2 separate regions of the Homo sapiens genome follow, and region 1 is linked to region 2. The links are chromatin loops, found by intact Hi-C in ENCODE. Cell type or tissue: dorsolateral prefrontal cortex. All regions are shown on one strand. Each heading gives the region's core, and the rest is flanking DNA. Links, peaks and the distances in the headings are about the cores only. Region 1 overlaps SPINK5 (serine peptidase inhibitor Kazal type 5). Region 2 has its middle 44 kb from the start of C5orf46.

Evidence for each region. Hi-C counts contacts between places; a loop is a spot of excess contacts. Peaks named below come from ENCODE experiments on the same cell type or tissue, not always from the same donor. Only the 100,000 strongest peaks of a DNase experiment are listed, where the experiment ranks them.
Region 1: it touches region 2 in a loop (19-fold over the local background); 63 of 110 quality-filtered maps call a loop at or near these places.

What each region holds. Positions count from the first base shown.
Region 1 is chr5:148,115,082-148,125,354 of GRCh38, reverse strand. SPINK5 (serine peptidase inhibitor Kazal type 5) reads right to left here. Exons shown (of 33, transcript NM_006846.4): 22 at 8,889-8,985; 23 at 6,791-6,918; 24 at 6,297-6,369; 25 at 5,219-5,346; 26 at 4,964-5,060; 27 at 1,395-1,522; 28 at 518-590. Among named protein-coding and RNA genes, the nearest start is that of SPINK14, 48 kb to the left of the region's middle. In dorsolateral prefrontal cortex, for the core only: CTCF peaks have their summits at 3,899 and 4,099 (motif pointing right); no DNase peak of the experiment used is centred there; H3K27ac peaks cover 558 bases.
Region 2 is chr5:147,942,235-147,958,855 of GRCh38, reverse strand. No RefSeq gene overlaps it. Among named protein-coding and RNA genes, the nearest start is that of C5orf46, 44 kb to the right of the region's middle. RefSeq lists an enhancer at 11,953-12,525. In dorsolateral prefrontal cortex, for the core only: CTCF peaks have their summits at 8,757 and 8,961 (motif pointing left); no DNase peak of the experiment used is centred there.

The DNA of each region.
Region 1 (10,273 bases), core at 1,008-9,007, 170 kb before region 2:
AATAAAGATGTCTTCTTTGTAGTCTTGAAAAATAAATAGAAAAGAAAGCATCACGCATGCACACTGCTGATTCTTTAATGCTGATAGAATCATCTGGTGAAAACAGAAGGGAAGCTAAAAGGGAGACTTAGATTGGTTTATATTGCCTGAATTATTAAAATAAACATCAGCAAGCTACCCAAAGCCTTGTTTCACACTTAAAGTGTCAAAGATAAGCATGCAGTTGAGTTGGTAAAGAATGTTACCCTCTACTTTTCAATCCATATTTCTCCCAAGGAGGAAAGACTAAAACAATAATAGACACACACTCTCAGAGAATTTTCTACAAAATCAAAAAAGGTATCAAACCCCCAAACCCCCAAAAATCTTGTTATGATACAAAGTGACAAGACAAGAAAAATCAATTTTCTTTGAAGTTAAGATATTAATATATTTATTATTCCCAAAGCTGGAGAAGAATGCAAAATTCTGAAGGTGAAAAGTAAAATGGTTATTTTGGTATCCTTTAATAAATAACCTTTGCATTATTTGAGGGCTTGCTACTTGATTTCTCTTCATCTTTCTTTTTTCTTTCATTAGCTTCTCGATCACTGCAGAATAATTAAAAAAAAAGATAGGGTAATTTTTCAAGGGTTGTTACTGAATTGTCTTTAACCAAGTATTTCTGCGATTCTAAACATTAGCAAATCTAACACTGTTTTCTTATACCTAAAAAAAAATCTAAGAATATTTTTATAAGCTAATCAGTTCTGATTGTTGGAATTTTCATGATAATATATTTGTGGCAATGCTATCAACTTTCATAGATGCTGTTACTATACTCTTATCCAGAAAAATATGATCCTAAAAGGTCTTTATTTTTCCTTAATATAATAGACTTAAGACTCTCATCTAGAAAGTTGCTATAATTCTCATTTTTACTTTTCCAATTAAATTATAACCAAACTCACAATATTGATTGTTATTTACATAGGTATAATGCTTTGAAGTTCATAAACATTTTTAAAATGTCCTTGAATGTTATTTACGTAGGTATAATGCTTTGAAGTTCATAAACATTTTTAAAATGTCCTTGAATCTCCACAAAACTATATTGTTCAGTCATTTTTCCCTCAGGAGGAACTGAGGCTCTGCACAATGAACTGGCCTGTCCCAGGTTACCTAGCTGATAAGCTACCTCTTCCTACCCCAGAGGTTCTGGGTATGATTATGCTTTTCAACATCAAAATAAAAAAATTATTGTGAAAGTGCTTTGGAAATTGTCTCTTCAAAAGAGAGGAGGTATCATATCATTAATGTGTGATGCCAAGTATCTTAGGTTTTAAAAGTAACAAAAACTAATTTCTAGCAAACAGGCACAACTATCAAATTTATTGATAAACCTTTTTACGTACAAGATGCTCTGACACATAGCACATTTATTGATGTGCATCTTGCCATATGGGCCTCGAACAGGGTTATTTTCTCTGGTGCAGATAAGCTTTCCATTTCTCTGCATGCTTCGAAATTCACGACACAGATCCTACCAACAGTAGCAGAAAAAGTTGTTACTGTCATGGTATAATCTTTCAAACCTGATAACATGATTGACCGATTAGATATAAACTCATAACACAGGAAAAAAACAGAGAAGTGAAATTTCAGAGAAGAAATATGTTTTAAAGGCACTTTATTCAATCTCTACCTAAGAAGTTTGAATCTTCTCCATTGCATCTCTATCAAATGATTGTCTTGCCCTAATGGAATTTCACTAAAGCAGCCCATTCCTTTAAAAACTATATATATATATATTGCAAGCAAGATTATATATATATATATATATATATATATATACACATATATTGCACCACTGCACTCCAGGCTGGACAACAGAACAAGATTACATATATATAACAAGATTATATATATAGATAGATAGATAATATATATCTATATATATAATATATTATATCTATCTATATATATATATAATCTTGTTATGTATATAATATAATCTTGTTATATATATATAATCTTGTTCTGTTGTCCAGCCTGGAGTGCAGTGGTGCAATCATAGCTCATTGCAGCCTCCAACTCCTGGGCTCAAGCAACACTCCCACCTCAGTCTGCTAAGTAGCTAGAACTACAGGCATGTGCCACCATGCCTGGCTAATATTTTAAAATTTTTTGTAGAGACGGGAGTCTCTCTGTGTTGCCTGGGCTGATCTTAAACTCTTGGCCTCAAGTGATCCTCTCGCATTGGCCTCCCAAAGCACTGAGATTACAGGCATGAGCCCCCAGTGCCCTGTCCCATCTCATTTTAATACCATTTTCTATGAGGCAGAGCCCCAAACCTGTCTCCCTATGAGTGCACTCAGTATTCCACACATAAGTCTACTTCAAAAGCCCTGGAATGAACTAAACGACACTCTTCTGGCAAAACATAAAAACACGTAAACTTTCAGCTTCATTTCTCAACCACAATTTACCAAAAAAAAAAAAAAAAAAATTATTGTGCGAGGTGCTTTATCGTGTGGTTTAATAGATTTCCTTTAGTGGTTGTAAAAATCTTATAAGATAAATACGCATCATCCCCATTCTACAGATGAGAAAAATAAATCTCAGAGCTATTAAATAAAGTCAGTGTTGAATTTGTGATCAGAAACCTGCTAACCACCAGGTTATACCTTTTTACTTATTTGCTTTTACAAGTCAGAGAATAAAACTCCTATGTGTGGATAAGTATATGGAGCTGCCTTTTGTGTTCATTGAAACATAATGATCATAAAAAGAAGCCAATAGAACCGAGTCTACAGATAGGATCTAGAATGTACTAAAATCTTCAGAGAGCTACAGAAGTCTCTGGAACTTCCTGTAAGCCCAAAGAGCCAAAGTGGTGATATGGAAACATTACCTTAAAAAATAACACAGTAACCTAGATTGTACTTACCCTTCTTTCTTTAAATTGTGATGTCCGTAAACAAACAATTCCAGGCCTTACTTTTAATTGCAGCATTTTAAAAAATTCTCTGGAATTAAATACCTATCAACATATTAAATGTCTCACAACCACCATTTTCACAAATTACTGGAAGTATTTTCTTTTCCAGGTGCTCACAATACCACATATTTTTATAATAGCACTCCTCTGACTGTATTGCAACCCTCCAATTCAGTCTTTGGCTCTTCTATTCATTAATTATGTGTAGTTCACTTCTCTTAAGTTTTCCTGAATTCTAAAAAATTGGAACAATATCACCACTGAATAGATTTTGGGGAGGTTTAAATATAATTATTGGTAAACCTTATTTAACGTTGCATGTGTAGATAAAACGGTAGTTCTCTATTTGACACACACACACACACACACACACTCACACACAATCTCAATATTTTTATTTTTTTTTTAAGACAAGTTCTTACTCTGTTGCCCAGGCTGGAGTGCAATAATGCTATCATAGCTCACTGCTGCCTTGAATTCATGGGCTCAAGTGATCCTCTCACCTTAACCTCCCAAGTAGCTAGAGTTACAGGTGTGCACCATCATGCCTGGCTATTTTTTTTTTAATTATTATTATTTTGTAGAGACAGGGTCTCACTATGTTGCCCAGGCTGGTTTTGAACTCCTGGGCTCAAGCAATTCTCTTGCTCTGGTCTCCCAAAACACTGGGATTAAAAGAGTGAGTTACCACACCCTGCCTCCATATTTTCTTTATTTTTTTTTTACTCAGTATTTTCTATATATAAATATATATAGCATTTTTCTGTTCAAAATTTTTTAAATAAGGATCATAAAATTAAAAATTTACCAAGATTTTAAATAGATGTCCTTTAGAGATCATGTGAAGTTGTGCAATAAGGTTATTTTCTCAAAGCCATTTCATCTACCGTAACACACAACAGATATTCCCAAAATATTTTTAAATAATGATAATTACTAATAAGGTTTCATTTTCTTTAGCCACTACAGGCTTAATGAAAAGTTGCCCTACTAATAGGAAAAATCTTCCCAGGGAAATTTCGCTATTTATCTTTTCTAATTGGAGTCCGTCGGTGCATTAAAAGATTGTGCTGTGTAATATTCTACGTGTTGGTGTTGTAGTGTTGAATACTATTTATAAGGACCAAAACTGAACACTAGGTGGCAATGAAATGCCAGATCAAGAATTTATTATCTCAAACTCCAACTTTTCTTCTTTTTCTTTTCCTTTTTTTTTTTTTTTTTTTTTTTTGAGACAGAGTCTTGCTCTGTCGCCCAGGCTGGTGTGCAGTGGCGCTATCTCAGCTCACTGCAAGCTCGCCTCCCAGGTTCACGCCATTCTCCTGCCTCAGCCTCCTAAGTAGCTGGGACTATAGGCGCCCGCCATCGTGCCCGGCTAATTTTTTTGTACTTTTAGTAGAGACGGGGTTTCACCGTGCTAGCCAGGATGGTCTCGATTTCCTGACCTCGTGATCTGCCCGCCTCAGCTTCTCAAAGTGCTGGGATTATAGGCCTGAGCCACCGTGCCTGGCCTCAAACTCCAAATTTTTGATACTGATTTTCTTTGTAATTTTTGGCATCTGATTGCTTGATATTTATTTGTTTAAAAAATTCAGAAACAGCAGAGTGCGATGGCTCATGTAATCCCAGCACTTTGGGAGGCTGAGACTTGAGCTCCGGCAAATTGCTTGAGCTCAGGAGTTCGAGACCATCCTGAGCAACAGCAAGACCCTGTCTCAAAGGAAAGAAAAAATTCAAAAATGAAATTCACTGGCTAACTACAATAATTTGACAGTTGTCACTGGTTCTACAATTGCATCAGAGTCACTCCTGGGGAACTGAAGAGCATGCTATTTATTTTCAAGATCTGGCCATGACTTCATTGTTTACCGTTATATCACCAATGATTGGGACAGAGTCAGCATTTCACAAATATTTGTTGAATAAATATACCATACAATGAACTAACTGAATTCAGGTATTAGCGTGTCTAACATCTATTACCTCTTTGTCATTGCTCCTTTCTCCTGTATTGCTCCTTTCTCCTGTATTGCTCCTGTCTTCATCCTCTTTCTTTTTTTTTTCAGCTGCTTCCCTTTCCCTGGGGGGAAAACAATGAAACATTTCAATCAAAGTGAACAAACGCCTCATTAATTACCAGATCTGCTTCTAAAACAATTGTCATTTTCCCAAACTGGTAAGAAATGATTATTGTACTTTAAGACTCACAGTCAAAAGCTCATTTTGAAACATACTCACAGTTTTTCCTTACACATAGTACACTTATTGCCATGTGTCTTGCCATCTGGACCCCGGACAGGGTCACTTTCTCGAGTGCAGATGAGTTTTCCATTTTTCATTTGGCTTCTAAACTCATCACATGTATCCTGAAAAGATGGGAAGATTATATTGGAAGTGCTGTTTTTACATAATATTTGATTGGATTTGAGAATCAGAGGATTTCTTTCCAAGAGTCAGGCAGCCATGTAACCTTGCTGTGATAGGCAAAATAATGTCCCACAGAGAGAGACGTCTATGTTCTAATTCCTGGAACCTCCAAATATGTTGCTTTACGTGGCAAGGAGGAATTATGGTTGAATATGGAATTAAGATTGCTAATCAGTTGAATTTAAAATGGGGAAGTTACCCTGGATTATCCAAGTGGGGCCCATGTAATCACAAAGGTTCTTACTCATTAAAGAGAGAGGCAGCGGCAGGACAGTCAGTGTGAGAATGATAAAGCATAAGAAGGACTTGACTGGCCATCACTGGCTTAAGGGTGGCCACAAGCCAAGGAATACAGGTAGCTTCTAGAAGTTAGAGAAAGCAAAGAAACAGATCCTCACCTAGAGCCTCCACAAAGGAATGCGGCATTACCAACATCTTGGTTTTATCACAATCAGACCATTTAAAACTTATGGAATCCAGAAATATAAGATAATAAATGTGTGTTATTTTACGCATCTGCTTATAGTAACTTACACTAGCAGCAAAATAATGCAAAAACAAAAATAAATCCCAGTATACTTGCAAAACCTCATTTTCCCTATCTACGAAATAAGGTTAAAAGGCCAAATTTGACCAGGCTGTTGAAATAATTAAATAAACTGTAATTTATAAAAATGCCTTGTAAAGTGTCAGACTTAAAGATGTCCACTTGGCATTAGGTTTCTTCACTGAACAAGTTATCAGTGAGAGTCACTGATAACTTGGTAACTCCTGACCTTCTAAGGGCAAGCTCTAGCTTGATCATGTTGACACCTTCTTCTATAGTTTTGATCGCCAACTGCTGACTCACAGAAAGACGATTCTTGCCAAAACCCAAAAAATAACTCACCTTCCCTGATTCTGATCCAGTCCCATTTGATCTGGAGCGAGAATACTCATTTTTTCTCTCTGCTTCTCTTTCCCTGGAGGAGAAAAAAGTGAATATTCATCTTGTTAACAAATATTGACCCTGGATTATGCACTAAGTGTGTCCCGTGCAAATGACAAGAAGTCAGCTTTCTTCAACTGTGCTGGTCAATGATTCCAAATGGCCGTGACAAAGTCTTCCTAGGATTCTGGCACAATAAAGAACAAGGGTCTATCATGATAGCACTTAGAGTTCACAGAATTGTAATAGAAAATACAATAGAAATCAGCCACTTGGTTAGCTGCCCTTGCTAAGGCTCATTGTTCCTTAGAGAACGCAAGAGAAAAAAATAGAATATTTGGAAATTAGCAAAAAGAATAATTTGCATGGAAGGAGCCATAGCAAATGAGAAATAGCCATTCATTCAAGAGGAATGTGACTATATTTTAGACATGCCTGTTGAGAGAAATACTTACAATTTTGCTTTACACATGGTACACTGATTGTTGTACGATTTGCCATCAGCATCACGTACAGGATCACTCTCCCGAGTACAGCTGAGTCTTCCATTTTTCATTTGTTCCCGATACTCAGCACATTCGTCCTGAAAACAGAGAAGAACGAAGAGCCCCTGGATTACTTAGTCTACTGTATTCTTAGTAAATTGTTTTAACAGTCTGAGTAAGAGAAGTTCTTTCACCTCTCTTTATAAGAAACATAACATTGCCGGGTACGGTGGCTCATGCCTGTAATCCCAGCACTTTGGGAGGCCAAGATGGGTGGATCATGAGGTCAGGAGTTCAAGACCAGCCTGGACAGCATGGTGAAACACTGTCTCTACTAAAAATACAAAAATTAGCTGGGCATGGTGGCGGGTGCCTGTAATCCCAGCTACTTGGGAGGCTGAGGCAGGAGAATCGTTTGAACCCAGGAGGCAGAAGTTGCGGTGAGCCAAGATTGCTCCATTGCACTCCAGCCTGGGTGACAGGGTGAGACTCCATCTCAAACAAACAAACAAACAAAAAAACCCCTAACATCTAGGTCTGGCATCTGCAGAGAAAAGGGGACCAGAATCACCCATGTTGTAATTATAAGAGATGAGTTGTCATGGCTACTAATGTTGCTTTTAAGGATCTACACAAGGAAATTATAAATATGACTGAATTTAATAGCATATATTAAATGTCAGCAAACTACAGTTTCCCCTTGGTACACTTGGGGGATTGGTTCCAGGATCAAAATCCATGTATACTGAAGTCTGTCAGTTGGCCCTGTACAACTCACCTATACAAAAAGTTAGCCCTCCATATATGCAGGTTTCACATCCCACAAATCCTGTATTTTTTATCTAAGTTTGGTTGAAAAAAAATTAAGTACAAGTGGACCTGGGAAATTCAAACCCATGTTGTTCAAGGTTCAATTGTATAGCCCACAGGGAAGATCTTTCCTGCTTCCTGTTCTTACACATAAAGTTTTACTGAAACACATCCTCACTCATTTATTCAGATATTATTTTTTTGCTTCTTTCCCACAACAATGGCAGAGTAAAATAGTTGCAGCAGACATCATATGACCCACAAAGCCCACATTGCTTAAAATATTTAGCTGGCCTTATACAGAAAAAAATGTGCAGGTCTCTAGTGCAGATAGAAGAGAGAGAAAAATGCTGGAGGAAAACCCAAAGTTATGCAAAATGTCAAGGAAGGTAGGTTTGACCAAGTTATGAACAAGACACACAAAATGTCTATCAGACAATTCTAATCAACAGGGCTATTCCTTAAAAGGGAGAACTCAGCCTCCTAAAGCAAAAAAGATGGGAAAAAAACAGAATAGCCAGAGTTTATCAAAGGTAAATATTGGGCCTTTGTCAGATCTGGAAGTGAAGACATGGTTTTGATATTCCAAGGTTGTAAAAAGATAAATAAGGCGACTGCAATTTTATGAAACTGTGTTCAGAGACCCAAGGAGTGACCTTATGTGCAACATTGCCATGCTGACACTTAAAAATGCCTCAAGAAACATGCTAAACCTTTGCCTAAATTATTTTCTTTTATCCCTGGAAGAGTACTGCTAAATCAGGGAAAGTAGAATTCAGTGAGAGGAAGTAATTTACTCAATGTCTCACAAGTCCAGGTAGTAGGAGCAGAATCATAACCCAATCTGACTCCAAAGCCTGTGCTCTTTTGTCCTATCATGCTGCCTTGGATCAACAGAAAAGACACCTAAAAAAAGTGGCTCTGTCCAAGGCAAGAAAGAATAATGAAAGAAAATGAAGAGCATGTGATACTGATGAGAACGATTATTGATATGAGGTCTAGATTACCATAAAGAGGGCTCAGGAGACTGGGATAAGGTCATTACATATTGTTAATTATTTCAAGGTGTAAAGAAATCCAAATGAACCCCAGAGCAGTGAAAATGTGCTGATATCTTACCCTGCAACCTTAAGGAGAAACTTCTCTGTTCTCTCAAGGACTTAGCACTGCCTTTACCATAGACTATATACGCTATTCACAGTCCTATTGTCAAGGAGTTGAGCCCGCCCCAGTTACTGAAATTAGAGGTTGCTCTCACCTGAGTGTTTCCTCCTCCACCACCACTGGAACCATGTCCTGCAGCATTTCTCTGATCTTCCTCTTCTTTCCTCTTTCTTTCCTCATTTTCTTTCTGGCTGGAAATTAGAAAGTGGGAGGTAGGGAACAATAGATTACAGAGAGTGGTGTGCATTTCTTTGAGTTTCTCATTATATGAACAAATCACATATGTACAGAATTATCGAGCATTGAGTTAACATCTACTATGCTGCAGGCCTTCTCTAAAAATAAAAATATAAATTATATGGAGTCCTTTGCCAGGAAGGGTCTCATTAAAATAAAAGAACACCACATATATATCACCATAAACAAGACAAGGTGAGTAAAGCTGGGTGTGTTGGTTTGCACCTGTAATCTCAGCACTTTGGAAGGCTGAGGTGAGTGGATCCCTGAGGTCAGGAGTTCGAGACCAGTCTGGCCAACATGGCAAAACACTGTCTCTACTAAAAATACAAGAATTAGCCAGGCGTGGTGGTACATGCCTGTAACCCCAGCTACTAGGGAGGCTGGGGCAGGAGAATCACTTGAACCCAGGAGGCAGAAGTTACAGTGAGCTGAGATCACACCACTGCACTTCAGTGTGGACGACAGAGTGGGACTCCATAAGAAAAAAAAAAAAAAAAGACAAGGTGAGCAATTAACTAACACTTCATAAATGTTCACTGGGGATCTCCAGCTGTGTTTATCGCCAATACCTAATGTTCAAGAGGCCCCAAAATCATTATCTTCTCTACCAAATGTATTCTTTCTCCTGGATTTTCTACCTTTCACAAAAAAACAAACACAAAACAGTGGAATCATCTCTAATTGCTTACTGTCCTTCAGCTTGCATAGCTGTCACCACATGACATTGACTTCACCTTCACAGCATCCCCCACCTTGATCCACTCGCCTTCTAGCCTACCTCCTTGCTCTGCGTAGCTGCCTCTTCCTGGGTTATTTATTGCAGCTCCTCCCTCTACATGAGTAGCAATTCTTAAGTTTAGTACTTTCTTTCTCTTTTTCTCCTGTTTACTGCTAACAAATGAATCTTCCTAAAGGAACAATATTTATGCCACTTACTGTCCTATCTGAACAACTTTTGCAGCTTCCCATTACATGTAGAATTGACCTCGAAATCTCTGGTGTGCATTCAAGGTTGATAAAGTTGGTAAGTTCTGACTAAACTAAATGACTTGTTTTTTTCCTAATTTTAGATCCTTACTCTTGCTGTTCCCTTCTTCTCCTCTCATTACTTTCTGTCATGTCCACATTTTATCCAAATTATAAGGTCTAGTTTTATCCCACCATAAAACTTTCTATTAATTATCCCTTTCTTGAAGTACTGTAACATACCACAGACAAATTTTTCATTCAACAGTCCCT
Region 2 (16,621 bases), core at 4,569-12,568:
TAGGGACATGGATGAAATTGGAAACCATCATTCTCAGTAAACTATCGCAAGAACAAAAAACCAAACACTGCATATTCTCACTCATAGGTGGGAATTGAACAATGAGATCACATGGACACAGGAAGGGGAATATCACACTCTGGGGACTGTGGTGGGGTCGGGGGAGGGGGGAGGGATAGCATTGGGAGATATACCTAATGCAAGATGACACATTAGTGGGTGCAGCGCACCAGCATGGCACATGTATACATATGTAACTAACCTGCACAATGTGCACATGTACCCTAAAACTTAGAGTATAATAAAAAAAAAAAAAAAGAAAAAAAAAAGAAAAAAAAAATAAAAACAGTAACAATATAAAAAACAAACAAAAACAAACAAACAAAAAAAAAAAAACACCAGCCTGGAAACAAGGTAGCCAAGACTTTATCCTTTATCTCATCTGATCTTCACAACAACCAGGTCAAGTGGACCAAGCTGAAGTTATCATTTCCCATAAGTAAGAAGTGTCAGATTCCATAAAGAAAATTAATTTATGTTTAACAGAGCCATGGGCAAAGATTATTTCACCTATTTTGCTGACTGAGAAAGGAATTATGAAAATTTGCCTGATTTTACATGCATTTGTCACAGCTGGACTAGCACTAAAGTATAGATGCCCGGATTCTCGCTGTCTCCGCGGTGTCACTGTCTCCTTGTGACATTCAGGGAATGGGGAAATTTTGTAACTTTCATCAAGTCAGCTAAGGAGCAACCCAGCCAGCTTCCCACAAACTACTTAAGGCATTCAGCCCACACATGCCAATGAGTATCTTGTCAAGCGCTTGTCTACACTAATTTGCATAGTTAGTGTAGAGAGAGTACATGTATATGCACTCAGCATGGCATACTACACGTCAGTGAATTTTCATTCCAAACCTTAGAGCTGACTGAAAGCTGTCCAGAAAATTATCTGTGAATGGGTGCCAGCTTGCCAAAAATATTTAAACTTTAAAATTACAAACCAAATGGTCATAAAGGGATGAGGGAAAGACAGATTGACCAGGAACAAAGAGATGTCTTTTTGTTCATTTTACCAGAGGCCCCTAGGTAACTGTAGCTCTAACCTGTGAGTATCCCAGAAAATACAAAAGAATAGGACCATGCATTTTCACGGTCCTGATGCAGCATCATCGATTAGAAGAGTTCCACACAAGGACATGGGAGAAGGTTTGCCCCAGGATAGGATACAATATCAAGGTGGCTTTTCCCACACCTCGACAACGAGAATTCCCTTAGGACCCTTTTCCCATTGTGTTATTCTAGCTTCATTCCCATCCAGTTCTATCCCTCTTACTTTACCCCTTTTCATTCATTCCTTTTACTTACTTCGATTTTTCCTATCCCTCCCATTAGTCTGCAGTGTTTTTGAGGCAGCAATCAAGTCTCCAACTTTCAAAGTACGAAGCATGATATTTTTCATAATAGATGCTCAGCATGTTTTTATTTAACAAAACAGAATATAATAATGGCTACCGTTTATAGAGCAATGTGTGTCATTTGTGATGTTAGGTGCTCTTTGTATTTGATTTGATTTTATCCTTATAACAATTGAATGATGTAGGTGTCTTCATCCTTGTTTTACAGGGGAGGAAACTGAAGCTTTGGGAAATTAAGTAACTTGCCCAAGGTCACATAATTAGTAAGCAGCAGAGTTGGGACTCAATCCATATTTTTTCTGATTTAAACATGGGGTAACTTACACACTAATCTAGGCTGCCTTCCTGTATTGACTATTTTGTTATAAAATTGAAAGAGAAAAGCTGGAAGGGTGAGACATGGTTAGACAAGCAGTCACTTGCCTTCAGGAAGCTGGACGAGTTGAACTGCCAAGCAGAGTCCACATTCTTGATGTGTACCTGGGTATTAGAGGGCAGACAGGTACCCGTGGGAAGGAACTCATTTCAGACCTTAAGCTAATTCTCATCCCCTTTTAATATGAGACAAAAAAACTAAAATGAAGCTGTCCTGTGTTCAGGTGTACTGTGTGCTAATCCTATTCTCCTTGGGAGAGGAGGAGCAGTAGGAGATGATTTCTACAAATCATTGCCTGGCTTTGCAGACAGATTGCTGAGTCAGAGGGAGTTAGCTGACATTATAGAAAGGCAAATGGGCAGCTTACCCCAGGATAATGCAGGTCTATTATTCAGCCTTTCCTATGAGTTACAGAGCAGGATGCCATCACAACAGTGAGACTGGAGGTTTAGTGACAGTGGGGAGATACATTGGTAAAGGTGTAGTATGCTGGTGCCTATTTGGAAATCCAAGGTCCTGAAGTTGCTGAAAAACTTATTTAAATGAATAAGCTAAAGACAGAACCCAAGGGGTATAGCACAGCAGAATAAGCTCTAATCATGAACTTAGGATATTGTGCCTTTTAATTTCAATGCTGGAACTTATTTTAAAAATCATGTAGATGAATAATGTTTTGAAATGCTAATTAATATGCTTCTGTTTCTCGAATTTGCTTCAACCCTTGTTCCTTTTCTCATTCAGTCAGCTAAGTATTCTTCATCAGTGCCTTAGGGGTGAACTGACAGCAGAAAGCAGAGTCAGTTGTTGGCTTTTGAGTTTAGCAATACAGATATTATGACTCAGCTATGAAAACATGAGATTTTGAGAGAATATGGAATAAGAAAAAATGTTCTGATCTCAAAGACAAAGAATGGAGTCCAAAGCTTGGGAAGAAAGATATAGAAGAAACTTAAAAGTTGGTTGGAGAAAGAATAAGGAAACATAGGCAGATGGACCATGATGACTGTATTGAATCAGCATCTGGGGAATGACCAGAGTCCATTTGACTGTACATCATCTGTAGCTCAGAACCTAGGGACAGCAGGCTTTAGACATGAAGTCTTATGTATTGCCTGCACTGAGGAGCTATGATGAGGTCCCCCCTTTGACAGAAGTCAGCACCTAGCCCACTGGTCATGTATCAGGAGTGATAGCCATTCATAAGCCCACTCTTAAGCGTGTTCTGTTGGCATCCACTTACCCTAGAATTGTCTACTCTTTATCAGCATCCTGGGACAACTGTATACCTATGAAATGGATACTTACAAGGGTGGTAGCATATAACAAAAAGTCCTTTACTCATATACATAGGTGGAAAAAAAGGAAATTATCTAGGGGTTTTTCTGTGTATTTAGCAGCCAAAAAAAAGTTTCCATTTGCAGTACACAAAGTAATGGCTCCCAAAGATGTGGGAGAATAAGTCCCTTTTGCCATGTAAGGTAACATATTCTTAGGTTCTGGGCCCTAAGAATAGGTATAGGCAATCAAATTTAGGATACTCAGATAGAAACATTACTTTGGATTATCCTGGAGAGTTCAATATAATCACAAGTGTTTTTATAAAAGGGAGGCAGGAGAGTCAGAGTCAGAGAGGAAGATGTGACAATAGAAGCAGAAGTGACAATAGAAGAAGAATTTGGGGTGACCCAGAGCCATGAACCAAGAAATGTTGGCAGCCTCTAACAGCTGGCAAGGAAAAGGAAACTGATTTTCCCCTGCGACCTCCAGAAGGAAGTAGCTTGTTAATAATATGAAATTTTGAACCCTGTTCTATGTCTACGAAATCACATTATCTCGATTTGGGCCCAGACTTTGTTGTGTAAAACTGTCCAATGTTATTGTGATACTGCCTGCAGCCTGTGCACAGGAGGTTAAAAAAAAAGTACTAACTCTAAATCGACAAATCACTCACCATGACCATTATCACATTCAGGAATTTGAATGGTCTTTTACCACAAAAAGATCAAATTGTCGTTCGGTTTCACAAGATCTCATCACACCTTGAAAAAAAATAACAACTTCCACTTACTGAACATATGTATTCTAAGACAATCAGTGTGCTGATACGTTCATACTTCATGTCATTTAATCTTACAGTCACCCTATGAAATAATGACTAATGAACATATATATTCTAAGACAATCAGTATGCTGATACTTTCGTGCTTTATGTCATTTAATCTTACAGTCACCCTATAAAATAATGACTAATGTTATAATCTATAATTTTTTAAGTTCTAGAATAATTAACTGCAGCTGGATTACAAAGGTAAAAATATAGTTTATATACAATCTGGAATGCAATTGAGTGGCATGGAACAGACCTCAAAACCAGTTCTATTAATTCCTGCCAAGGCACAGTGAGGCTTCTCTTCCATGTAATCCTTCTGTTGGTGTTCACGAAACATCTCATCGTCTCCAAGGAGCCTTAGAATATATCTGACAAACAAAAAGTTATACCACACGGAGCCAGTTCAATAGGGCTGAGCAAAATTTCAGTCCCAAAGACCCCTCACTCCTAGAAGACCATGAGCAGAGCTCTGGTGGTGCTGTCAGTGGGAGGCCTTTACGGGACATTATAAGGAGAGCTAACGTAACTCAATGGCATGGATGATTTGTGACACTGGCCCAAATGTCTAACGTGATCCCATGATCTGCATTCAATAACTTGACTCCCAGCTCACGGTTGATAACATCCTTCTATTAGCAGTTGATGAGTCACAGTACTGATTCCCCTCTGTCTGTCTGGTTCCTCCAGGTATGTTGAGCCCTTGGCATGTTGGACCCCACCAACCTCTTCCCTCAACATTGCCTTTCCTCCATATCTTAACCTTTAGCCCTTGTAATTTTTATTTGGTCTCAAGGGACAGTGCAGCGTATTTTCCGATCTGTTATTTTAGCATATGTTTTATGTTCTACTTTATTCTAGATTTTCTGGCCTTTGACTCTAAAAGTCAAACTTTGGGTATAAGAACTATTTTTCTCAAACTACTCTCCCAGTCTTGAGTTTCAAAATCCTGGCAATATAAGCTAGAGGTGGGAGCATGAGGTACAAGGATGTGTGGAAGAGTAAGAAACGAACCACATAAACAATATTGCAAAACATGATTACTATTTATAATCCCAGGGCCATACAGGCAATAAGAGATGAAGGCAGGCATTACATCCACATCTCTCTGATGTGGTCTCTCTGATGTGGTCTCTCTGATGTGACATCCAGTCCATCATTAGACCTCTCTGACTAGCATGCCCAACTCTAAATCACTGCAAATTCTACTCAAAGGTCCTAGTCTGGGCCTATGGAGCAGCTTTGTTCCTTCTTTCTCAAGATAGTCATTTGGATATTTGAAAATAACTATTTTGGCACCTGAGCCATCTATAAGCTAAACACCATCTAACTCCTCTACTGTTCTTCCTAGACATAATATTGTCCATCTTTTCATCTTCCTGGACCTTCTTCTGGAAGTGCACAAGTTTTTGTGTGTCTCTCTTGACTTGTGACTTTCTCAATCAAGCTGCATCATTCCAATTAGGGAGGTCTAAAGTTAACTACAGACACTTTCCCAATATCATTGTTCCTGGCACCACACTTCCAAATTGAAATATGACTGTACCATGCAGAATGTGTATAGGCTTCTACTGCATCTTTCTAGGAGATATTTCCAACCTCAGAGAAGGTGCTTGGGATCAATTGAGGATATTCTTCAACCTCTCTCTAGAGCAAAAATGCACTCCTAATGCTATAGCATACCAAGATTTATACAAAGACTAGGAAAAAGGTTCTGCATGTGTTATGTAGTAATTAGTCCAGCAATAGTGAGAATCTGAAATTACCACAAGTGCTCCTTATGTCAGAAGCCCCAGACTGTAAGGCAGCAGGGGATGGGGTGGGCATGTCGGCAAAATGACGGTATACCTACTATGTACCCATTAAAATTAAAAGTTTGAAAAAAAAAGTACAGTACAAAAAGCAGGAGCCTGTAGCTGATTCTGCAAAAATTTCACTTTGGGCCCTTGAATAATGATTTTACCTCTTTTGATTTTCTTTTTCCCACTTGTAAAACAATAGGATTAAGACAGAGTGAGATTTTTAAAACACTTTTTTTATTTTTATAGCTTTAGAGGTGCAGTGGCTTTTGGTTATGTGGATGAATTATATAAAAGCAAATCTTGAGATTTTAGCGCACTCCTCACCTGAGTAGTATATATTGTACCTAATATGTAATTGTTTATCCCACAACCCTCTAGAGTAGTTTCTTAAGGTGTTTATTTACTCACTGCAATGAGGAAAACATTTCTGCACATGAACACCAAAAATATATATTTTTTACTTACCCATAAATTATATACATAAGCTACGCTAACATATATAGTATAAAACATACCACAAGTAAAACTTTTAAAATAATTTGAATTTTGGCCAGGCGCAGTGGCTCACACCTGTAATCCCAGCACTTTAGGAGGCTGAGGCGGGTGGATCAGGCGGTCAGGAGTTCGAGACTAGCCTGACCAACATGGCGAAACCCCGTCTGTACTAAAAATACAACGACAACAACAACAAAAATTAGCCGGGCATGGTGGCGCGCACCTGTAATCCCAGCTACTCAGGAGACTGAGGCAGAATTGCTTGAACCCGGGAGGTGGAGGTTACAGTGAGCTGAGATCGCGCCACTGCACTCCAGCCTGGGCAACAGAGTGAGACTCTGTCTCAAAAATAAATAAATAAATAAAATAATAATAATAATTTGAATTTTAAAATATAATAATGAGTGTAATATATTTCATTTTATCCCAGTGAGTCATCATAAGCACCTAGAGCATGGAGTGGCAAACTTTTTCTATAAAGGGCCAGGTAGTAAATACGTTAGGCTTTGCCGGCCATATTCTTTCTCTTGTAAAGATGATTTTGTCTGATGTTAGTATAGCCATTTCAGCTTTCTTGTGGTTGCTATTTGCAAGACATATAATTTTCTATTCTTTTACTTTCAACCAATTTGTATCCTTGAATCTAAAATAGTATCTCCTATAGGGACCCCTTATACATGGTTGATGGGGATGTAAATTAATATAGTCATTTTAGAAAACAGTATGAAAGTTTCTCAAAAAGAAAAAAAAAATTACCATATGATCCAGCAAGCCCACTTCTAGGTTTATACCTAAAGAGATTGAAATCAGGATCTCATAAAGATTATCTGCATTCTCATATTTTATTGAAGTGATATTCACAATAGTTAAGACATGGAAGCAACCTAAATGTCCATTGATGGATGAATGGGTAAAAAGAATGTGGTATATGCATAATGGAATATTATTCAGTCTTATAAATAAAGAAAATGCTGTTATTGTGACAACAAGGATAAACATGGAGGACGTTATCCAAGTGAAATAAGCCAGGCTTAGAAAGACAAAGACTGCTTGATATCACATACATGTGGACTCTATGAAAGTCAAACTCATAGAAGTAGAGAGTAAAATGGTGGTTACTAGAGCCTGGGAGGGATCAGGGAATTGGAGGGTGGATGGGAAAACTGGATACGTTACTCAAAGGGTACAAAGTTTCAGTTGGTTAGGAGGACTGATTCTAGTGATCTGTTGCATAGCATAGTGACTACAGTTAATAATAATTATTGTATATTTCAAAATTTCTTTAAAAAAGTAGATTTCAAATGTTCTCACAATAAAGAAATGATAAGTATGTGATGTGGTAAATATGTTAATTAGTCTGATTTAATCATCGCACAAAGTACACATGTATTATAACATAACATTGTACCACATAATATATATAATTATTTGTCAATTAAAACTAAAATCTAAAACAAAAAAACAAAAACAAAGTCTCCTAAACACAGCAAATAATTGCATCTTGTTTTTTATTTGAGTTTGACAATTTTTGACTAAACTATTTAATCCGTTCAAATTTAACATTATTATTGATATAATTGGATTTGCATCTACCTTTTAGCTTGTTTATTTCTCTACGTTTCATGTCTTTTTGTTCCTCTATTTCTCCTTTACTGCTTTTTTTTGCATTGAGAGAATATTTTCTAATGTAATATATTAATTCCTTTAATTTCTTCTACAATCATTAATGGTTTTGTTTTGTTAACGGCTGCTCTAGAGTTTACTATACATATTTTAATTATCACAGTCTACTTTAAATTTATACTACCATAGCTATTGTACTTATTGTTGTATGTGTGTGTATATATATATAACTTTATATAACATCATACATGTTACAAATATGTTACATAATATATGCTGCAAATCTAACAATATTGTATTTTAATTTTTACTTCATATGATTTTATGTCTATTAAAGAAGCTGAGATATGATGTCTGTTGCAACTACTCAACTCTGCAACTATAGCATGAAAACAGCCATAGGCAACACTTACATGATGAACATTGCTGTGTTCCAATAAAACTTTGTATATAGGCATTGAAATTTGCATTTTATGTCATTTTTACATCATGAGATAGTCTGTCATTTTTTTCCAACCACTTAAATAAGTAAAAACTACTTTGGCTCACAAATTATATGAAAACAGTCAGGGGCAGGATTCAATCTGAGTGCATAGTTTTCCAACCACCTGGACATCGGCAATTATACTTTAAACTCTTTTACGTGACACCCTGAGGCTACCCAGACATATCACCAGGCCAGCCATGGTGGTGAAATAAGGTCAGAGATTGGGCTTCAGTGCCCTGTCTTCATTTCATGAAGAATAGTTGTACTTATAGTTTGTTTTGTTTGTCAGATTGGAAATATTGCTTAACAAAATGGAAGGAAAAAAGAAGGGAGAGGGAAGGAAGAAAGAGAGCAGGAAGGGGAAAAAAGAGTAATCTCAAATGTTCTCTCTAGATCTGACATTTTACTACATTCATGTAAAATAGTACCAAATCTTTAAGAACTCTACTAAATTTCTGTTATTCTGGAAATCTGAATAATATTTGTATATTAGGCAGTATTTTCATTTATCTCTATTAATGTCTTTCTGAACTTTTAAATCTAAGTTTATTTTCACACAGAGAAACAACATTAAGGAAAGGGAACAGATTTTCTACACCTGGACATAAAGAACTAGGAGAACTGAGATCTTTTAGCACCCTCTTGTGTCCATAAGTAGTGATTACAACAGCCTACCCCTCTATTAATAACATCTAAGTTCTCAGATAGTGGGATAATATTCTTGCAACAAAGAACTAGAAGTGATAACAAGGGTTTGCCAATGCTTATTTGTACTTATCTGTTATATTTGAACATATCTTCTACAAATAACAGTTCCCTGAAAAGAAAAACACTTCCTTTCTTCCTTTGGTTTAAATGCTACCCACTCTTTAAAAAAAAGTTTACCATCAACTTTAGCTCATCATAAATATCCTTTCTGCATAATTAAAGCACTTGAGATTATAGGTTTCAACATCAGACATGGGTTTGATTCTTAACTCTGCCCTCTATTAGCTGTATAACTCTCCGCAAATCAATCAACCTTCTCTTCTAAGTGTTTATGCAGCCGTTTATGAATGAATGGAACCCCACCCATATCAGCATAGTTGTTTCACCTGTGACTGAACTAAAAATCACTTTGACTTAAAAGTTAGAACTGGAGACACAAACAACAAAATAAAGAATAGACAAATTGCACTTCATCAAAATTAATAACTTTTTTGTATCAAAAGACACTATCAAGAAAGTGAAATGACCACCTACCAAATGGGAAACAGTATTTACAAATTATACATAGTGGATTCTTCTTATTTGTGTTATTTGTAATACTCAGGTTCTAAAAGTCACTGCAGACATTGAATTAGCAAATATTGGAACGTTGTTCCTAGAGAAATATACACATTTTTATATACACTCTGTGTGTATGTGTGTGTATATGTATATCCCAATTATATATATATTTGCATTATATATTTACATTGTATATATAATGTATATATATTTACATTGTATATATAATGTATATATATTTACATCATATATAATGTTTGGATATATATCATAGATTATAATCTTATATCCTAAAAGTAACTCATTTTGGTAGACTCTATTTTCTTTAATTTACAAAAGGGGAAACAAGGTTCAGAAGAGATAAGAAACTTACCTGAGGCTGCCTCACAGGTCTGAGTTGAGACTCAAACCCGTGCAACTGACCCCAGAGCTGAAACTTTTTGCAGTATACTGCACTGGCAATCTTCTGGTAATCTCTGTATGAAAGCTGAAACAAGAAGATAGAGCAATGCCTTAGTCAACCTCAGCTAAGAATGTGCACCTCTAGCAACTAAATTTTTCACTGCTCTGCATATCTTCAAATGACCACTGATTTGGGGAATACAAATAATTTTAGCAAATAGGCAAATTCACAAATATAAAACCTACAAATAGTGAGAATCGGCTATATTTGATAAGGGTCTATTATCTAAGATATATAAAGAACTGTTACAACTCAATAAAAAATGAGCCAATTAAAACATGGGCAGCTCACAAAAATAAAATACAGTATCTAGGAATACATATAAGCAAGGAGGTGAAAGATCTCTATAAGGTGAACTACAAAACACAGTTGAAATAAATCATAAATGACACAAACAAATGGAAAAATATTTTATGCTAATGGGTTGAAAGAATCAACATTGGCTGGGCATGGTGGCTCACATCTATAATCCCAGCAGTTTGGGAGGCCGAGGCAGGCACATCACTTGAGGTCAGGAGTTCGAGACCAGCCTGGCCAACATGACGAAACCCCGTCACTACTAAAAATACAAAAAAAATTAGCTGGGAGTGGTGGTGCATGCCTGTAATCCTAGCTACTCGGGAGGCTGAGGCTGTGGCAGGTGAATCACTTGAACCTGGGAGGAGAAGCTGCAGTGAGCCAAGGTCATGCAACTGTACTCCAGCCTGGGTGACAGAGCGAGACTCTGTTTCAAAAAAAAAAAAAAAAAAAGAAAAGAAAGAAAGAAAGAATCAATGTTGTTAAAATGACCATACTGGCCAAAGCAATCTATAGATTCAATGCAATTCCTATTAAATTACCAACATCACTTTTCACAAATTAGAAAACAAAATTCTAAAATTCATATGAAGCCAAAAGAGCCCAGTCAGAGCAATCTTGAGTAAAAAGAATAAAACTGGAGGCATCACATTACCTGACTTCAAACTATACTACAAGGCTACAGTAGTCAAAATAGTATGGTACTGGTACAAAAATAGACCAGTGGAACAAAATAGATAGCACAGAAATAAAGCCATAAATCTAAAACCATCTGACCTGACAAAGCTGACAAAAAGAAACAATTGGGAAAGAATTTTCTATTTAATAAATGGTGCTAGGATAACTGGCTAACCCTATGCAAATGAACGAAACTGGAACCCTGCCTTTCACCATATACAAAAATTAACTGAAGATGGATTTTAAACTTAAATATAATGCCTCAACCAATAAAAATCCTAGAAGAAAACCTAGGAAACACTTTTTTGGACACTGGTCTAAGCAAAGAATTTATGACTAAGCCCTCACAAGCAAATGCAACAAAAACAGAAAGTGACAATGGAGACCTAATTGAAATAACCAGCTTCTGCACAGCAAAGGAAACTACCAAAAGAGTAAACAGACAACCTTCAGAATAAGGGAAAACTTTTGCAAACTATGCATCCAACAAAAGTCTAAGATCCAGAATCTATGAGGAACTTAAGCACATATACAAGCAAAAAAAACCCCATTGAAAAGTGTACAAAGGACATGAAAAGACACTTCTCAAAAGAAGACACATAAAACAATTCCAATATTATTAATCAACAGGGAAATACACACCAAAACCACCATGAGATATCATCTTACCCAGTGAGAATGGCTGTTATTAAAAAGACAAAAAATAGGGAGCCAAGATGGCCGAATAGGAACAGCTCCGGTCTACAGCTCCCAGCATGACTGACACAGAAGACGGGTGATTTCTGCATTTCCATGTTAGATACCGGGTTCATCTCACTAGGGAGTGCCAGACAGCGGGCGCAGGCCAGTGGGTGTGCACACCGTGCGCGAGCCGAAGCAGGGTGAGGCATTGCCTCACTTGGGAAGCGCAAGGGGTCAGGGAGTTCCCTTTCAGAGTCAAAGAAAGGGGTGATGGATGGCACCTGGAAAATCGGGTCACTCCCACACGAATACTGCTCTTTTCCGTCGGGCTTAAAAAACGGCGCACTACGAGATTATGTCCCACACCTGGTTCGGAGGGTCTTACGCCCACGGAGTCTCGCTGATTGCTAGCACAGCAGTCTGAGATCAAACTGCAAGGCGGCAGCGAGGCTGGGGGAGGGGCGCCCTCCATTGCCCAGGCTTGCTTAGGTAAACAAAGCAGCCTCGAAGCTCCAACTGGGTGGAGCCCACCACAGCTCAAGGAGGCCTGCCTGCCTCTGTAGGCTCCACCTCTTGGGGCAGGGCACAGACAAACAAAAAGACAGCAGTAACCTCTGCAGACTTAAATGTCCCTATCTGACAGCTTTGAAGAGAGCAGTGGTTCTCCCAGTACGCAGCTGGAGATCTGAGAAGGGGCAGACTGCCTCCTCAAGTGGGTGCCTGACCCCTGACCCCCGAGCAGCCTAACTGGGAGGCACCCCCCAGCAGGGACACACTGATACCTCACACGGCAGGGTATTCCAACAGACCTGCAGCTGAGGGTCCTGTCTGTTACAAGGAAAACTAACAAACAGAAAGGACATCCACACCAAAAACCCATCTGTACATCACCATCATCAAAGACCAAAAGTAGATAAAACCACAAAGATGGGGAAAAAACAGAACAGAAAAACTGGAAACTCTAAAAAGCAGAGCACCTGTCCTCCTCCAAAGGAACACAGTTCCTCACCAGCAACGGAACAAAGCTGGACGGAGAATGACTTTGACGAGCTGAGAGAAGAAGGCTTCAGACGATCAAATTACTCTGAGCTACGGGAGGATATTCAAACCAAAGGCAAAGAAGTTGAAAACTTTGAAAAAAATTTAGAAGAATGTATAACTAGAATAACCAATACAGAGAAGTGCTTAAAGGAGCTGATGGAGCTGAAAACCAAGGCTCGAGAACTACGTGAAGAATGCAGAAGCCTCAGGAGCCAATGCCATCAACTGGAAGAAAGGGTATCAGCGATGGAAGATGAAATGAATGAAATGAAGTGAGAAGGGAAGTTTAGAGAAAAAAGAATAAAAAGAAATGAGCAAAGCCTCCAAGAAATATGGGACTATGTGAAAAGACCAAATCTACGTCTGATTGGTGTACCTGAAAGTGATGGGGAGAATGGAACCAAGTTGGAAAACACTCTGCAGGATATTATCCAGGAGAACTTCCCCAATCTAGCAAGGCAGGCCAACATTCAGATTCAGGAAATACAGAGAATGCCACAAAGATACTCCTCGAGAAGAGCAACTCCAAGACACATAATTGTCAGATTCACCAAAGTTGAAATGAAGGAAAAAATGTTAAGGGCAGCCAGAGAGAAAGGTCAGGTTACCCTCAAAGGGAAGCCCATCAGACTAACAGCAGATCTCTCGGAAGAAACCCTACAAGCCAGAAGAGAGTGGGGGCCAGTATTCAACATTCTTAAAGACAAGAATTTTCAACCCAGAATTTCATATCCAGCCAAACTAAGCTTCATAAGTGAAAGAGAAATAAAATACTTTACAGACAAGCAAATTCTGAGAGATTTTGTCACCACCAGGCCTGCGCTAAAAGAGCTCCTGAAGGAAGCGCTAAACATGGAAAGGAACAACCGGTACCAGCCGCTGCAAAATCATGCCAAAATGTAAAGACCATTGAGACTAGGAAGAAACTGCATCAACTAACGAGCAAAATCACCAGCTAACATCATCATGACAGGATCAAATTCACACATAACAATGTTAACTTTAAATGTAAATGGACTAAATGTTCCAATTAAAAGACACAGACTGGCAAATTGGATAAAGAGTCAAGACCCATCAGTGTGCTGTATTCAGGAAACCCATCTCACGTGCAGAGACACACATAGGCTCAAAATAAAAGGATGGAGGAAGATCTACCAAGCAAATGGAAAACAAAAAAAGGCAGGGGTTGCAATCCTAGTCTCTGATAAAACAGACTTTAAACCAACAAAGATCAAAAGAGACAAAGAAGGCCATTACATAATGGTAAAGGGATCAATTCAACAAGAAGAGCTAACTATCCTAAATATATATGCACCCAACACAGGAGCACCCAGATTCATAAAGCAAGTCCTGAGTGACCTACAAAGAGACTTAGACTCCCACACATTAATAGTGGGAGAATTTAACACCCCACTGTCAACATTAGACAGATCAACGAGACAGAAAGTCAACAAGGATACCAAGGAATTGAACTCAGCTCTGCACCAAGCAGACCTAATAGACATCTACAGAACTCTCCACCCCAAATCAACAGAATATACATTTTTTTCAGCACCACACCACACCTATTCCAAAATTGACCACATACTTGGAAGTAAAGCTCTCCTCAGCAAATGTAAAAGAACACAAATTATAACAAACTATCTCTCAGACCACAGTGAAATCAAACTAGAACTCAGGATTAAGAATCTCACTCAAAACTGCTCAACAACATGGAAACTGAACAACCTGCTCCTGAGTGACTACTGGGTACTTAACGAAATGAAGGCAGAAATAAAGATGTTCTTTGAAACCAACGAGAACAAAGACACAACATACCAGAATCTCTGGGACACATTCAAAGCGGTGTGTAGAGGGAAATTTATAGCACTAAATGCCCACAAGAGAAAGCAGGAAAGATCCAAAATTGACACCCTAACATCACAATTAAAAGAACTAGAAAAGCAAGAGCAAACACATTCAAAAGCTAGCAGAAGGCAAGAAATAACTAAAATCAGAGCAGAACTGAAGGAAATAGAGACATAAAAAACCCTTCAAAAAATTAATGAATCCAGGAGCTGGTTTTTTGAAAGGATCAACAAAATTGATAGACCGCTAGCAAGACTAATAAAGAAAAAAAGAGAGAAGAATCAAATAGTTGCAATAAAAAATGATAAAGGGGATATCACCACCGATCCCACAGAAATACAAACTACCATCAGAGAATACTACAAACACCTCTATGCAAATAAACTAGAAAATCTAGAAGAAATGGATAAATTCCTTGACACATACACTCTCCCAAGACTAAACCAGGAAGAAGTTGAATTTCTGAATAGACCAATAACAGGATCTGAAATTGTGGCAATAATCAATAGCTTACCAACCAAAAAGAGTCCAGGAGCAGATGGATTCACAGCCGAATCCTACCAGAGGTACAAGGAGGAACTGGTACCATTCCTTCTGAAACTATTCCAATCAATAGAAAAAGAGGGAATCCTCCCTAACTCATTTTATGAGGCCAGCATCATTCTGATACCAAAGCCTGGCAGAGACACAACCAAAAAAGAGAATTTTAGACCAATATCCTTGATGAACATTGATGCAAAAATCCTCAATAAAATACTGGCAAACCGAATCCAGCAGCACATCAAAAAGCTTATCCACCATGATCAAGTGGGCTTCATCCCTGGGATGCAAGGCTGGTTCAATATACGCAAATCAATACGTGTAATTCAGCATATAAACAGAACCAAAGACAAAAACCACATGATTATCTCAATAGATGCAAAAAAGGCCTTTGACAAAATTCAACAACCCTTCATGCTAAAAACTCTCAATAAATTAGGTATTGATGGAACGTATTTCAAAATAATAGGAGCTATCTATGACAAACCCACAGCCAATATCATACTGAATGGGCAAAAACTGGAAGCATTCCCTTTGAAAACTGGCATAAGACAGGGATGCCCTCTCTCACCACTCCTATTCAACATAGTGTTGGAAATTCTGGCCAGGGCAATTAGGCAGGAGAAGGAAATAAAGGGTATTCAATTAGGAAAAGAGGAAGTCAAATTGTCCCTGTTTGCAGATGACATGATTGTATATCTAGAAAACCCCATTGTCTCAGCCCAAAATGTCCTTAAGCTGATCAGCAACTTCAGCAAAGTCTCAGGATACAAAATCAATGTACAAAAATCACAAGCATTCTTATACACCAACAACAGACAAACAGAGAGCCAAATCATGAGTGAACTCCCATTCACAATTGCTTCAAAGAGAATAAAATACCTAGGAATCCAACTTACAAGGGATGTGAAGGACCTCTTCAAGGAGAACTACAAACCACTGCTCAAGGAAATAAAAGAGGATACAAACAAATGGAAGAACATTCCATGCTCATGGGTAGGAAGAATCAATATCTGAAAATGGCCATACTGCCCAAGGTAATTTACAGATTCAATGCCATCCCCATCAAGCTACCAATGCGTTTCTTCACAGAATTGGAAAAAAACTACTTTAAAGTTCATCTGGAACCAAAAAAGAGCCCACATCGCCAAGTCAATCCTAAGCCAAAAGAACAAAGCTGGAGGCATCACGCTACCTGACTTCAAACTATACTACAAGGCTACAGTAATCAAAACAGCATGTTACTGGTACCAAAACAGAGATATAGATCAATGGAACAGAACAGAGCCCTCAGAAATAACGCCGCTTATCTACAACTATCTGATCTTTGACAAACCTGAGAAAAACAAGCAATGGGGAAAGGATTCCCTATTTAATAAATGGTGCTGGGAAAACTGGCTAGCCATGTGTAGAAAGCTGAAACTGGATCCCTTCCTTACACCTTATACAAAAATCAGTTCAAGATGGATTAAAGACTTAAACGTTAGACCTAAAAC